Linked DNA regions of Mus musculus: region 2 is linked to region 1. Evidence: chromatin contacts called from ENCODE Hi-C or POLR2A ChIA-PET data. All regions are on one chromosome and are shown on one strand. Each heading gives the region's core, a stretch centred on a gene start or an enhancer-like site at or near the end of the contact. The rest is flanking DNA. Distances are from core to core; before and after follow the strand shown. Region 1 overlaps Tmeff2 (transmembrane protein with EGF-like and two follistatin-like domains 2). Region 2 holds the start of Cavin2 (caveolae associated 2).

What was found. Hi-C counts contacts between places; a loop is a spot of excess contacts on that map. ChIA-PET counts read pairs that join two places held with the same protein, here RNA polymerase II (POLR2A).
Region 2: a loop to region 1 is called in a map of heart, with 6 times the contacts of the local background. The contact joins the promoter of Cavin2 here to the enhancer-like site in region 1. A Hi-C loop is called at or near these places in 1 of 37 maps with a recorded cell type or tissue (heart). POLR2A ChIA-PET finds 5 or more read pairs at or near these places in 1 of 5 experiments (Patski).

What each region holds. Positions count from the first base shown.
Region 1 is chr1:50,957,166-50,963,488 of GRCm38, forward strand. The region is part of intron 4 of Tmeff2 (transmembrane protein with EGF-like and two follistatin-like domains 2); the gene reads left to right. Among named protein-coding and RNA genes, the nearest start is that of Tmeff2, 33 kb to the left of the region's middle. Within about 2 kb of position 4,550, at least 1 of the 3 ENCODE cell types and tissues checked has a DNase peak (open chromatin) inside an H3K27ac peak, as active enhancers do.
Region 2 is chr1:51,285,302-51,292,118 of GRCm38, forward strand. Cavin2 (caveolae associated 2) reads left to right here and starts at 3,825. Exons shown (of 2, transcript NM_138741.1): 1 at 3,825-4,567. The coding sequence starts at 4,085. All of the region lies in intron 2 of 9330175M20Rik (RIKEN cDNA 9330175M20 gene), which reads right to left.

The DNA.
Region 1 (6,323 bases), core at 3,300-5,799:
GAGAGTTAAAGCAAAATGTTTTTCCATGAGACATTTCCCTGGGATGTGGTACCAAGAAGGACTTGAACTAGTGTGGTATTCTGAATGGGCTTTTTCAAATGCTTGTAGATGGTATATGAGAACACACAATTGCAGACATTGGAAACTCTCATGTTTGACAATTCTCCTGGATAACAAGCATAGAAAATGCTAAAACGAAGAACAGCAAGGCGCTAAGTTCACACTTCTTATGTAAATGTGGAAATACTTTACTTTTCCTAGCTAGTTTTCTAATAGTTTGTCTTTAAGTGAAAATAATTATTGATACAACATTTCTGATCCCTGGTTCTCCTCCCTGAACTCCTCCCATATATCCAAATCCCTCCCAACTCTCCACCGATTCCACTCCACCTTTTCCTTCTCTTTAGAAAACAAACAAGCAAACAGAAAAAGCCAAGAAAGCAGAATAAAGAAAAAACACACTCAAGCAAAACTCATGAAAACCTGAAATTTCAAACAATAATATACGGTCAAACAGCCAGCACTTGGAAAAAAAAATGTGATATGAGACAAAAAGCCTACATAAATACAAAGTAACCATTGAATTTACTTTTGTTGGCCACCTATGCTGGGTATGGGTGCCTGCCCTTAAGTGTACTTAATATTCCCAGTGAGACACCAGTAAAAGATATTATAATTATTATTATTTCGCAAGCTTGTATCAGTTGGAGAAAGCTTCCTGGGGAGGATGAAGACTCATAAGCACTTCCCTGTCTGGACACTGGGACCCCATCCAGCTTGAACCTGTGCAGGCCCATGTGTGCTGCCGCTGTCTCTGTGAGTTCATATGTTTAAACCTGGCATGGTAGCACAGGCCTAAAGTCCCAGCATTCTGAAAGATGAGAATAAAGACGTCACATCTGAGAGCCACACAGGAGCATAGAGACATTCTATTTGAGTAAACAAAAACTGAAAGGAATCAATAATCATTGCACACTTTGGACAGCACTACTCCTGCTCCAACCATTTGTTTTCTGGCTGCTGTGTTCTAAGTAGAGTCCTCTCTGCCACAGTGGGTTCCAGAGCATGTGGAGACATGAATAGCTGGCCTGCCTACTGACAGTGCCACTTAAGCTTCAGAGAAAAGGTATTTTAAGTTAGAATTTTGAAATTTAATTCCTATACAGAAATATTCTTACAACAGAAATAATTCTCCTTTTTCTAGATATTTCACAAAAGTTTACTTGTCTTTGTGCAGATTTGTGGGGCAATTCTCCTCTGATGATATTGTAGAAATCAGGTATGAAGGAGGGTGTGAAGTGGTAATATGAGCAGGAGGCATACAAACATTTTATATTTTAGCCAAAATTCACATTCAGAGCTATTTAGTTACACGCAACATATTTGTAGTTTTTATTTTTTAACTCTTTTAGCCAGTAATCAAGAAGTCCATCTGACAAAACATGTTAGAAACACTGCCCATAGCATCAGGAAAAAGAAGCCAGTGTCTTCATTAGCAAAACAGCTGTACACAATGACACCCATGACATTCTGGATCAAGACTCTGAAGACCTGAACTTACACAAGAGGCTCTGTTATTCTACACAGTGTTCCAAATATATTTGTTTATTCCAAAATTTGCTTTTATTTACTTATGTATCTGTCTTGGTAAGGGGAGAGAGCTCCTGCTCCACTTCCCCTCTCAACCCTGGGACCCTGTCTAGTTGAAACCTATGTATATCCACACTTGCTGCCATAGTCTCTGAGTAGCACATAGATGTGTGCTTGTATATGTTTTACTTTGAGGTCAACAATGTCAGGCATCTTCAGTTGCTCCCCACTTCAGTTTTTCAGTCTCTTAGTGAACCTGGAGTTTGCCAATTCAGTTAGAGTGACCTGTGGGCAAAGGCCCAGGAATCTCCCTCCATCTGCCTCTTTCGATCTAGTCTTTTGGAATGAGATCAGGGACACATCCCTTAACAAACTTAGCCATATCTCCAGCTCCAAGGCTTTTCCTCCAAATGTAGATATATCTTCCTGTTATTTTCTGAATAGTGTTTATCACTAAATATCTCAAAATTAAAAGTAGTATTCCTAACATTCTTAGTATACAGAATTTATAGTTAATGAAAATGAAATGACTTTTGAAAAACCTTCTAATTTTTGTGTCTCTAGTATAATACCATGTGGAAGAAAAATACAATGGTTATTTAATACTTCTTGAAGTTATTGGGATGGCAAAAGTGTAAATAAAAAAGTGCTCCAAATGTTGCAGCCGCCAGCAGCTCGCAACATGAACGGTTCGACTGAGAAGGCTACTCGAGCTGTAAGAGAGGAATCTAGACGGGGCGAAAGAAGAAACGGAGCCAAGACAAATTCATTCTGATCAAAGCTCAAATTTTATTCTTGGGACACTAGTTATAAAGGAAGGGAGAGGGGACCTGATTCCCGCCGAATAATCTCGGGTCCAGTAGAAAGGTGCACGTGTGTGGCTCCTCAGGTTCCAGCAGTGGGCGTGGCAGAACGAATGAGCAGGAAGCTCCACCCCGAGCAAGCAGGTTTCAGGCTGGGGGAGGGGAGACTACATCCAAATAGTATGTTAATATTAAGCATGATACCATACCTTCAGATTGGGCAAGTAAAAACACATGGGTGCATATTATGGTCTGATTATTTATAGTCGTGTATTAAGTAATTGGCATGATTCTTCAGGGAACATAGATCATCTCTATTTTCGATGGTTAAAAGAAGAGGCACAACAGTATTTGTTAAACATTTTCATATGTTGTGAGGAACAAAGCTAGCTTCCTTGGGCTCTGAAATTTCTTTTTACTTCATTGTTTCATGTGTAGGTTGTTGCCATAAGTTGGGAAATTAAAATAGAATGTTGCAATATTTCATATTAAGCATTATTAATGTGATTGGGAGTAGTTATTACTATTAAATAGATTTTCATAAATCAGCAAATTTGTGTGATGTGACTTGGACATAAGAATGCATGGAAGGACACACATACACACACAATCTGGTAGTATTATTGATTATATAATATGCATTCTATTTTTCTTTGTACTTTCTTCGTATTGGTGACATTGGCTATGCCATACTTTGTGCCAACCAAGTTTAAGAGACAAGAAAAAACTCTGAGTAAGAATACTTCAGAGAGTAACAACTAGTTTACAGAAAATAAAACAGGTGCTATAAGACAAAGTATCTCTCTTGGGAGAAAAAATTCAATTTTATTATGAGAAAGAGAAATAGCAGGTAAAGGTACAGAAGCAGGATGCTCCCGACAAATGCCAAGTCCCTACGTGTAGTCACCTGTATTCCATGCCCTGTAGTCTTGGGCATTTGGATACTTAGTTCCTAATTGGTGCATCCTTGGGCTAAGTCCTAGTTGTGGTGTGTCCTAGGTCCTAAGAGGTGTGTCCTTGTTGGAAGAGGTATGTCACCAGAAAGAGAGTTCAGACCTATGCCCACTCAGGTATGCTCTCTCTGCTTCCTGCTTTCTCTGCCTCCTGCATCTGTGCTGCACTCCTCTCATGGATTCTTCTCCTTCTGGAATTGTATTTCTCAGTAAAGTCCCTTCTGTACGTTGCCTTGGTCACAGTGTCTTATCATGGTCATAGAGAAGTAACTAATACACTCTGCGAGCTCCTTGGGAAATACAGGGCAGAGGGAGTTCAGCACCACAGCACTTGACCAGAAAACCCTCAGCTGAGTCGTAAAAAAAATTTGTATTTTCACCAGGGTCATTAAAATGTTTTAAGGGCAATCTTTTTTTTTTAATATGTTTAAAATACTGTTCAGGCCTCCAGGTGGAGAATAAATTGTATGTGAAGCAAAATTGAAGCAAGATACTAACACAAAGATTGCCACAGTGGAACAAGGCAGAGTGAGTCCACACAACCTGAGTGTTGGTCAAAGGGCCAGTGAGGTGGTAACAAATACTTTCTGTCCATTTAGATGCTAGTATGGGTGTGAACAAGTGTTACTTGCCAAAGTAAGGAAGAACATGGATAGTCAGGAGGTAGATACATGAGGATCAAGTTCACATCACTATCCAAGTCTGTGCAATGAGTCTTTGCCTGACTCAGAACAAAAGAAAAGTATGTGGAAAGGGTAGGAAGGATGTCAATAGCGTCTTTATCTCATCCATGTTCGTCACAAATCAACATTACTGGTTTAATTTTAAAACACAAATATACTTCATAAAGAGCACCATTTTAAGAACCAAAGCCCTCGTGCTGAGCCCAATATACTCATCGAAGGCAATTTTCTCAGACTTTGAGATGCAAACACACTGACGTGCTTAGGAGTTTTCAGTTGGTTGCTTTTCAATAAAGCCTGTGTAGTCTGACGTTTTTGTTTTTCATTTACTCCTTGAAATTTATCATCAACAGTTTCAGCATCATCCCCGGTATGGCAGTAAAAGGTAAAATACAATAACAGGGAACTCAGTAATTTGGCTTTTAAATGGCTTTATGCATTTATGTGCTATGTAGGCTATGTAGCAGATTGTGATAACAGAATCAGTTATAATCAAAGTGCAGCCGTACAAATATAGCAGACACCTTGGAACAGCTCCCTTTGTTGATCGAGACAGAGCAGGAGTGCCATCTTACACTATATTTTCTCTATAACAGCATAGCAGCCTCAACACCTTTGTTGCGTTTCCGTTGTGCTGCTATTGCGAATGTCCCCACAGTAGCACTTTACCTGTATTTATCATTGATTCTTGCACATTGAATTTTCTGCTCTGCGGACAACTAATTTGAGTGGCTTGAAGTATAAAACTTACAGCTTTCCCCTTCATTGTCCCAGTTCACATAACAATATAGAAGTCATTTCCCAGTGCAGAAAACCCCAAGGCCCTCAGACTTTGTTCAGCCTCCGTGGTGCTACATAATTTATTTTATTTCTCTGAAGCCTGCAGCGTTTCTTATGTGCTGTTAAGGGAGGGGATCCATTGTCAGTGTGTAAGCATCACTTCAATTAAGCTCTGCTGGCTTCTCTGTCTGCATGCGAATGTGAACTTGGTTGTCTTGAGAATGACAGTTGTTTATTTTACTCATGGGTGTCTGATGCTGGGTGGGGACTTACAGGTTGACTCAAATATTTATAAACATGTCTTTTGCTGTCTTTCGTGGAGACTATTCTAAAGTTAGGGGAGGTGCTTTTTATATTTTGTTGATTGTTTTTGGTTCTCACAAACTCCTTTAGCTTTCTCTTCTCTTGAATTCTAAATTGCAATTCTTGTTTTATCCAGCTAGTCCCAGAAACTATAACCTGGTTTGATTCCTGAAGTGGGAATAATGTTGTACCAGTAGGGGGAGCTCACACCATGCCTATTTTATGGGTTGGTTTGAAGTTAATTTTGTGGCTTTGTATCCTTAAGGGTGGAGCCGGTTTCACTTTAAAGCCAACAGTTTCTGGGGTTTGGAATATAAGTTATTTCTTCCAGTTGAAAAGTTAAAATAATCTGAAGTTGTAAATCTTAAGTGCGTTAACAGTTTAAGTCTTTAGCTAACGAATCGTCATACTGTGGTTGAAGTTTTCAGATTGCTGAAATGTAGAAGCTTTAAAATATACTAAAAGTTCTCTTTCTTTGTGTACATCCTCAAATCACTTCCTTCCAGGAACAGTGACCACAGGACTCGGGCTGAACACTTTTTGTGCTGATGACTGTAAGTCAGCATAAACAAGGCAGTTGCTAACCATGGTTGTGGATGTAAATGTGAGCTTAGTTTTTTCATAGATATCCCTGGAGGGATAGATACTTGGGGCTATCCATATTTCTCACTAAATTTGCATAGAATGGAGTTGGAAAGGCATACAGATCTCAACTAGCTCTGTGCTACTCAAGTCAGCAAAGGACTCAGAGCCAGTATCATTCCAATACCTTTTCTTTCCCAAGTTTGTTATTTTTGACTCTCCTTTGAGATGTTAGCAATTTTCCAAATTCTGCCTGAAATTTCAGTCTCTAAGATGGTGAACACCAAACACCTCTTCATATAATACGTTTCTGCAGGCATCTAATGTGACCTCAGAAAATGGAAAAGGGAGTAGCATCTTCTCTTTGTTCCTTTTCTCCACTCTTGAACATCTGTCTAATGTCATGCATAAGGATGCCCAAGACTCTGCTCTGCCCACAGCAAACTCATGATTCAGAGACTGTACCATTCAGTGAATTGGGAGAAGGAAGGTTCCAGCGTGTGTTTTCTTCATCAGAATAAGAGATCACAGTTGTCTCCAGACTAGCCCATGAATTTGACTTTCAAAGCATCCCTGAGTCAAGACAGCTGACTAATTGCTAACATTATGCCTCATAAATCTGAAAGTCT
Region 2 (6,817 bases), core at 2,575-5,074, 330 kb after region 1:
AATGTATTGAGAAGCCAGCTCAGCTTTCTTTGCTTCTCTGGTCACTTTGGAAGCTGACCTTCACTACTACAGGTCCATTGCTCAGTGTGCCTATCACTATCATAGTAATAGGACCAATAATTCCAATATTGCTATATAGTTCTAAATGGAAAAGACCAATCAAAGAGACATTGACCTCCACCTTGTTTAATTGTGATGCTAGCACAATGAAGCAAAAAATTCTGCCATTTTTGAAATGGGCTAACATGTAGACCTTGGGATCAATGCCCTAGCTAGTAGTAAAGTAGGCATCTTCCTATAGAGACTCTCAAGCTTGCTTGACTTAGATGCCTCAGGTATTGGTAGGCAGCTGGTCAGGCAGAGAATTAGAAGTCCTAGTCACACCCTGGCATGCTCTCATAGGTTGGCTGCAACAGAAAACAATCACCTTTCTCTATGCACCGTACCTGGATTTACACGATTAAACTATAAAGAATTTAGAATCGCCTGGGAGATACATCTCAGGAGTACAGGGAGAGGGATACAGGAGGTTTGCTGAGGAGGAAAGATATACCATGAATGTGGTAGTTACCTTTCCTACCTCAGGTCCTGGTCTCAATAAAAAGGAGAAAACAAAGGTCACCCCCTCTTCCTCTCTCATGGATCCCTCACTCCGGTTGCAATGTGACTAGCTAGTTCCTACTCTAACTCCCACGGCTAGAGTCGTACATACCCCATGGCTTCTTCTCCAGGATGGACTGTGAGGTCAGATAGACCTTTCTTTTCCTTAAGTTATGCAGTATGTCGACATTGTATTTCTCTAGCTGCCTAGTTTTCCCACTAAGGAAGTGCTTAAGAGTAGAAAATAGGTGCCGATCGCTCATCTTTGTGCAGTCCAGGGCTTAGCATTTATTTCACATTCAATGCGTGTTGTCAACCATAAACTCCCCATCCTACATTTACCGGCTGCAATAATTGTTATTAATCATGTCACTCACATGTTCAGAAACATTCAAGATCTCCCTTCATTTCTCATTGCATTGTAAGTCTATACACTCCCTAATTTGTAATGAATTGCACAAAATGTAAGGTTTAAGTTGTTTAAATTCTTCTAAAACTGATTGCTCTACACCAATTTCTCTCAGACAGACATGGGACTCGGTTTGGGGCAACACAAAAGAAAAGTTTGGATGCTCTGAGTTACCTCAAATTCTACCTTATGGTTGGTACTATATTCTGTAATTAATTTTTTAGGACAAAAAGAGTTTCTTTTAGTTAGCTTCTCATAATCCCCACAATGACCACAGTCTTCAGTTTTATGTGCAACAGCCCTTTTGGAGAGTGCATTTACACCATGGTAGATCTTGTCCAAAGATGGTGACAATAATCTCTCCTGTGACACTCATACTTGCCAGAGGATGGGAAAGTGGTAGAGTCGGTTTCTCATCTCTGAATCTGAGCTGGGTTTATAGCCACAGAACACTGTGGATATGCCAAGTTGGGAGTTTCAGATCCTGCCCTTAAAACTGTCCATAGCTTTCACTTTTAATCCCTCACTTTAAAGCACCACATAAAGAAATCTAGTTTCCCTACTGGAGACATCAGACAGTTTCTAGACGCTAAATAGCTGAAAAGAGAGTTCTGGTCTGCTCAGCTGTTGCACCAGGTACAAATAAGGCCATGTCATCTTGGATTCCTCACCTTGAACTGTAGCTGAAAGAGCAGGCAGGGCAAAGATGACTATTCCAGTTGAGTGTTGCCAAGACAACCAAAGAATCATGAGTGAGTGATGTGGTTGTTACTATAAACCACTGAGTCTTAGGCTGACTTGTTACAAACCCATAGACCATTGGTTGAAATACCATTTGTGTTACTCAAGATTAACTTAAAACACAAATAAGTTCAGAGACAGGCATGATGGCTCACACCTATAATGCTGTCTAAGAAGCCTAAGTCAAGAGCACTGCTTTGAGTTTTACAGCAACCTGGGCTACAGAGAGAAACCAGACTCAACCAAACAAATAATTCACATAAGAACCTTCTTATTTAAGAAGGAACCTCTGTGCTTTGGTATCTCACCACCATCCTTCTAACTGATCTATCTGATTGTACAGTATCCAACAAAGCAATGCAAGATTCATGTGAATCAATACAAAATCAGAGTCAAGTGATTATGATATGAAATTGCAAATTTTCCAATGTGGAATCATAAAAATTGATGAAGGTAATGTCAGAGGAGCCCTTGAGCCATGGGCAGCTCCTATAACAGATGAGAATCTGCAGCTGTAATAGTTAACATTTGGGAGGAGAAATCTCTGTGAGTGACAGCAGGATAAGAGCTTCATCGGCAATGACTGGGATGTCGCCATGGAGGAGAGGCCCTTGAAAAGCTGATAAAGTCCTCCGATATTTTTGAAATAATGACACTCTCTGATTTGCCCACAAACGTCAAATGTAAAAAAGATGTGCTATCATTATATCGTATAATTTTGTTAGAAAATTAAGCTTCTGAAAATCAACACCAGATTCATGGTTTTTGCTTTTAATATTTAACACATCAGTGTCCAACTAAAATACACAAAATATAAGTTGTTTGTTTGAGAAACTTTTTAAAAAAATTCTTAAAAGGTACAAGCAATCAAATCTTCTTTTGGCATTTTGTAATCTTGGTTCCTAAAGGTCTCACTTTAAGTGTTATCTACCAATTATCTGAGGAAACTGGGAGCCTCTATAATGTCTTTAATGCATCTTCCTAATGAGCAGGTACTCAGTGAGGGACCTGGCACATGCTCTGTGAATGTTACATATGACTAAGTGTAAGGCAACCAATGAATATACCACCATAAGATCTACTGTTTCTTCGGCATACACAGAGGTATTGCCGTTAAGGCAATGTCCCACGATCAGTTCCTGACCCAGTACTAGCTGACATTTGTTCTTGAAATCCTTCATGGCATGCCTGTCACAAACCTTCAGCCAAAAGCACTTTCACAATCTGGATACATTTAAGACCAATTCAAGCATGTAAAGTCATTTTAGGAAGTGAGTCCCACATCCCAAGGGCCCGGCTAAGGAGGGCCACATGTGAGAACAGGTGTGCCACTTCACTGAGCAAGAACCTGGAAATGTCAAGCGTTAGAACCACTCCAACTCAACCTGGCTTGCAGTCACACTTCTGGACCTGTGTCAATAAATGCCTCGCAAAGATGGGGACTGAGAAATGCTCTGCATGAATTCAGAATTACTGGAAACAAACCAGCACTTTTTTTTCTCCAAAGGGACTACTTGAGGAGAGGGTCTCTGCCTTCCATCTTCTAAGAAAGCATTCATTTAAGAGATTTCCATCTCTTACAGAACAGTTCACAGTATGCAACACCACTTGCTTTGACATCCCTGAGTCTAAGCTCTTTCAAGTTGGATTGCATGCCATCTTGCAAGAGGACAGGACACCAAGCTGAGTTCCTTGTCAGTTTCAGAATAATCTCCTGTGCTTTGCAAATGAGAAACTAATAGCACGAACCTGGCCCTGGCGTCACAGACCCTTTCAACTCGGCGCCTCCCCTAAAGGGCACTCGGTGTTCTGCAACCTATCAGTCAGCTCTGGGGCAAGAGCAAACAATTCCTTTCTGTTACAATAACTTGTATCCAGGAAAAAAAACAGGCGCTCTGTAACATAGCAGCCAGAGAAAAGTTTACTAGATTTAGCCAATCAGAGGCTGGGGAGCTCTGCCAAGTTAACATGTTTCTCTCCGCCTCTAAATGAACTCATGATTGAAATATGGCATTGAACTTTTTTTTTTTTTAAGGGAAGGGGTGTAGGAAAGAAAAGCCACTGCAGAAAAGAACTCGGGCTTGTGCGGAGTGTGGCTAGGAAGTGTGTGCTTGTCACTGAACCCTGAGTGGGTCCTGTAACCTTTGCCTTCCACTGGGTGGAGCAGGTCCTTTAAGAGCAACTGGAATGCAGTTCCCCTGATCAGCTTAGCCAGTTATTCAAAACCTCTGCTAGCCCTAGAGAGCAGTGCTCACTTCAGACCAACCAGCCTCCTGTGCTTCTAGCTTGAGCAAGAAGTTTCCAGCGGGGAAGTAAGTTTCTAGCTGCCCAGCCATGGGAGAGGACGCTGCACAGGCAGAAAAGTTCCAGCATCCAAACACAGACATGCTCCAGGAGAAGCCATCCAGCCCCAGCCCAATGCCTTCCTCCACACCGAGCCCCAGCCTGAACCTGGGGTCCACAGAGGAGGCCATCCGAGACAACTCGCAGGTGAATGCTGTCACCGTGCACACACTCCTGGATAAATTGGTCAACATGCTGGACGCCGTGAGGGAGAACCAGCACAACATGGAACAGCGTCAGATCAACCTGGAGGGCTCGGTGAAGGGCATCCAGAACGACCTCACCAAGCTCTCCAAGTACCAGGCCTCCACCAGCAACACAGTGAGCAAGCTGCTAGAGAAGTCTCGCAAGGTCAGCGCTCACACGCGGGCTGTCCGGGAGCGCCTCGAGAGGCAGTGTGTCCAGGTGAAGAGACTGGAGAACAACCACGCCCAACTCCTCCGACGCAACCACTTCAAAGTGCTCATCTTCCAGGTCAGTGTCCCCAGCATACCCCTCCACCTACTTGAGCTCAGTCCTCCGAGCTTTCAAGGCCATCTTCCCATCTGCCCTGCCAGTCAAGCTTCTCTCTCACACACAAAGCTTTGTCTTCTAGCTGCCTGCTGCAGGCAACTGTGAAATGTGGCCATAAGGATTGGAATCTCCCCCATCCTTCAGGCAATGCCTGTGTGCCTGGCAAGCTGGGGACATTTGTCAGTGAACACCTAGATGCACTTGGTTAAGGGTGAGAAACTGAGCAGGTGCGGGCACCCACTCTAGTCAAATTCATTTGTCTCTTTTCATTAGGAACTTGCGGCTGCGATTGCAGCTGTTAGCTGGACAGGGCAAATTAATCCAGTGGCTGTTTATTAACTCTTAGTGGAAGTGAGGTAACTGTGTGAAGGATTTGTTTTCTTTTGCTCTGACCAAGACACACACAACCTTTAAACCATCCTTTTTCCAAGGGCCCCTGGTGTTTGGGAAATTACCAGAATGGAAAGTTGAACTAGTCTTGTTCTTGAAGTCATCTTTTGTCAAAGCAATCTCTAGTTTGTCTCTAGAAAATGATGCCAATAAATGTGGGAAGCAAAGTATAGCTCCTTACAGACATGTTAATTATGTCCCCTCATTGCTCAAGCTGCAACTACAAAGTGAAATAAAAGAAACGTTATCAGTGGCTGCCACAAAGACCAACTTTGAATATCTTCCCCTTCAAATAGTTGCCTTACCGTGAAAAGGACACTTAATTTTTTTTAATGCATCAATGATGCAATTTATGTAGCAAAGGCTATCTGGGGACAGGAAGATTGCGTGGAACTGTTATTCAGCCAAGTGGTGGGCATCTGTAAATCTAAGGGCTGCCCTGCCTAATGCTGGAAGCCCTTCCGTAGATGGCATTGAGCCAACCCAGGCCCCAGGAAGCCCTGCCATTCTGCCTCAGGGCTGTCTCCTTATGATCCTGTGAATAGGAGAGACTTTCAAAGCCATGGAGGGAAGAGGTTATAACCAACAGATTGTGAAAGCATACAGGGAGAGCCTTCATCTCCCAAGAGACATTTAGAAACTGGAATTTAAACCGTAGGAGCCTTCTTTTTCCTAATGAATCTACTCTGCCAAGTTAGGGCTCTGGCCTGCCTATCGCCATAAAAGGAAAGATTAATCTTGCTGCCTTTGTGTCCTCCCCAAATTGTACTTGAGAGCTAGGAGGTCCAAACAAGTGATGCTCCTGTATCTCACAGGCTTTCTGCAGTTGGGAAACTTTTAGGCTTTTTTTTTTTTTTTTGAAGTTATGAAACAAATGGACTTAATTGATATCTACAGAACATTTTATCCTAAAACAAAAGGATATACCTTCTTCTCAGCCCCACATGGTACCTCCTCCAAAATTGACCATATAATTGGTCACAAAACAGGCCTCCACAGATACAAAAATAATGAAATTATCCCATGCATCCTATCTGACCACCACAGACTAAGGCTGATCTTCAATAACAACATAAACAATAGAAAGCCAACATTCATGTGGAAACTGAATTTGGTATTATCATGGAATACTTTGGTTTCTCCATCTATGTTAATTGAGTTTGGTTGGGTATAGTAGCCTGGGCTGGCATTTGTGTTCTCTTGGGGTTTGCATAACATCTGTCCAGGATCTTCTGGCTTTTATACATGAGAAGTCTGGTGTAATTCTAATAGTCCTGCCTTTATATGTTACTTGACCAACTTTTAGGCTTTTAATGCAGATGCAATCGCTTTTCAGGAAGCAGCTGAACTGGAAAAAGCTGTGGTCAGCCACATCAGGATCTGAGATCCTGCCTTTATTAGACTAAGAGATCCTACAAGCCTTAGCTCTGGAGACATTTCCAAATTAAATAGTGATTTCAAAACAAAACAGAACATTTACAGGCCTGTCAAAGGAAACTTCCCTCCCTTCAGTATGAATCAGGGGAACTATATCTCATCTTATTCATTAAGGAGAAAAGGAAAATGTTTGCCTAGTAAAGGAAAATAAGGATTTTAAGGTTTAGTTTCTGTTTTGATACGAATGTTCTACAGGTGCGAGAAGAGGGAATGGGGAGATAAACGACTATATATTCAAGAGAATTGTGAATCTGACTATTGGGAAACTTAAAGGCATGTGTTGTTGATGGGGGCCTGACGAAGTCATCTGTTTTGTTGAATTGAATTGACAGGTGTGACATCCCACCAGAGATGGTAAGAATTTCCCCCATAGTGATGAAACAG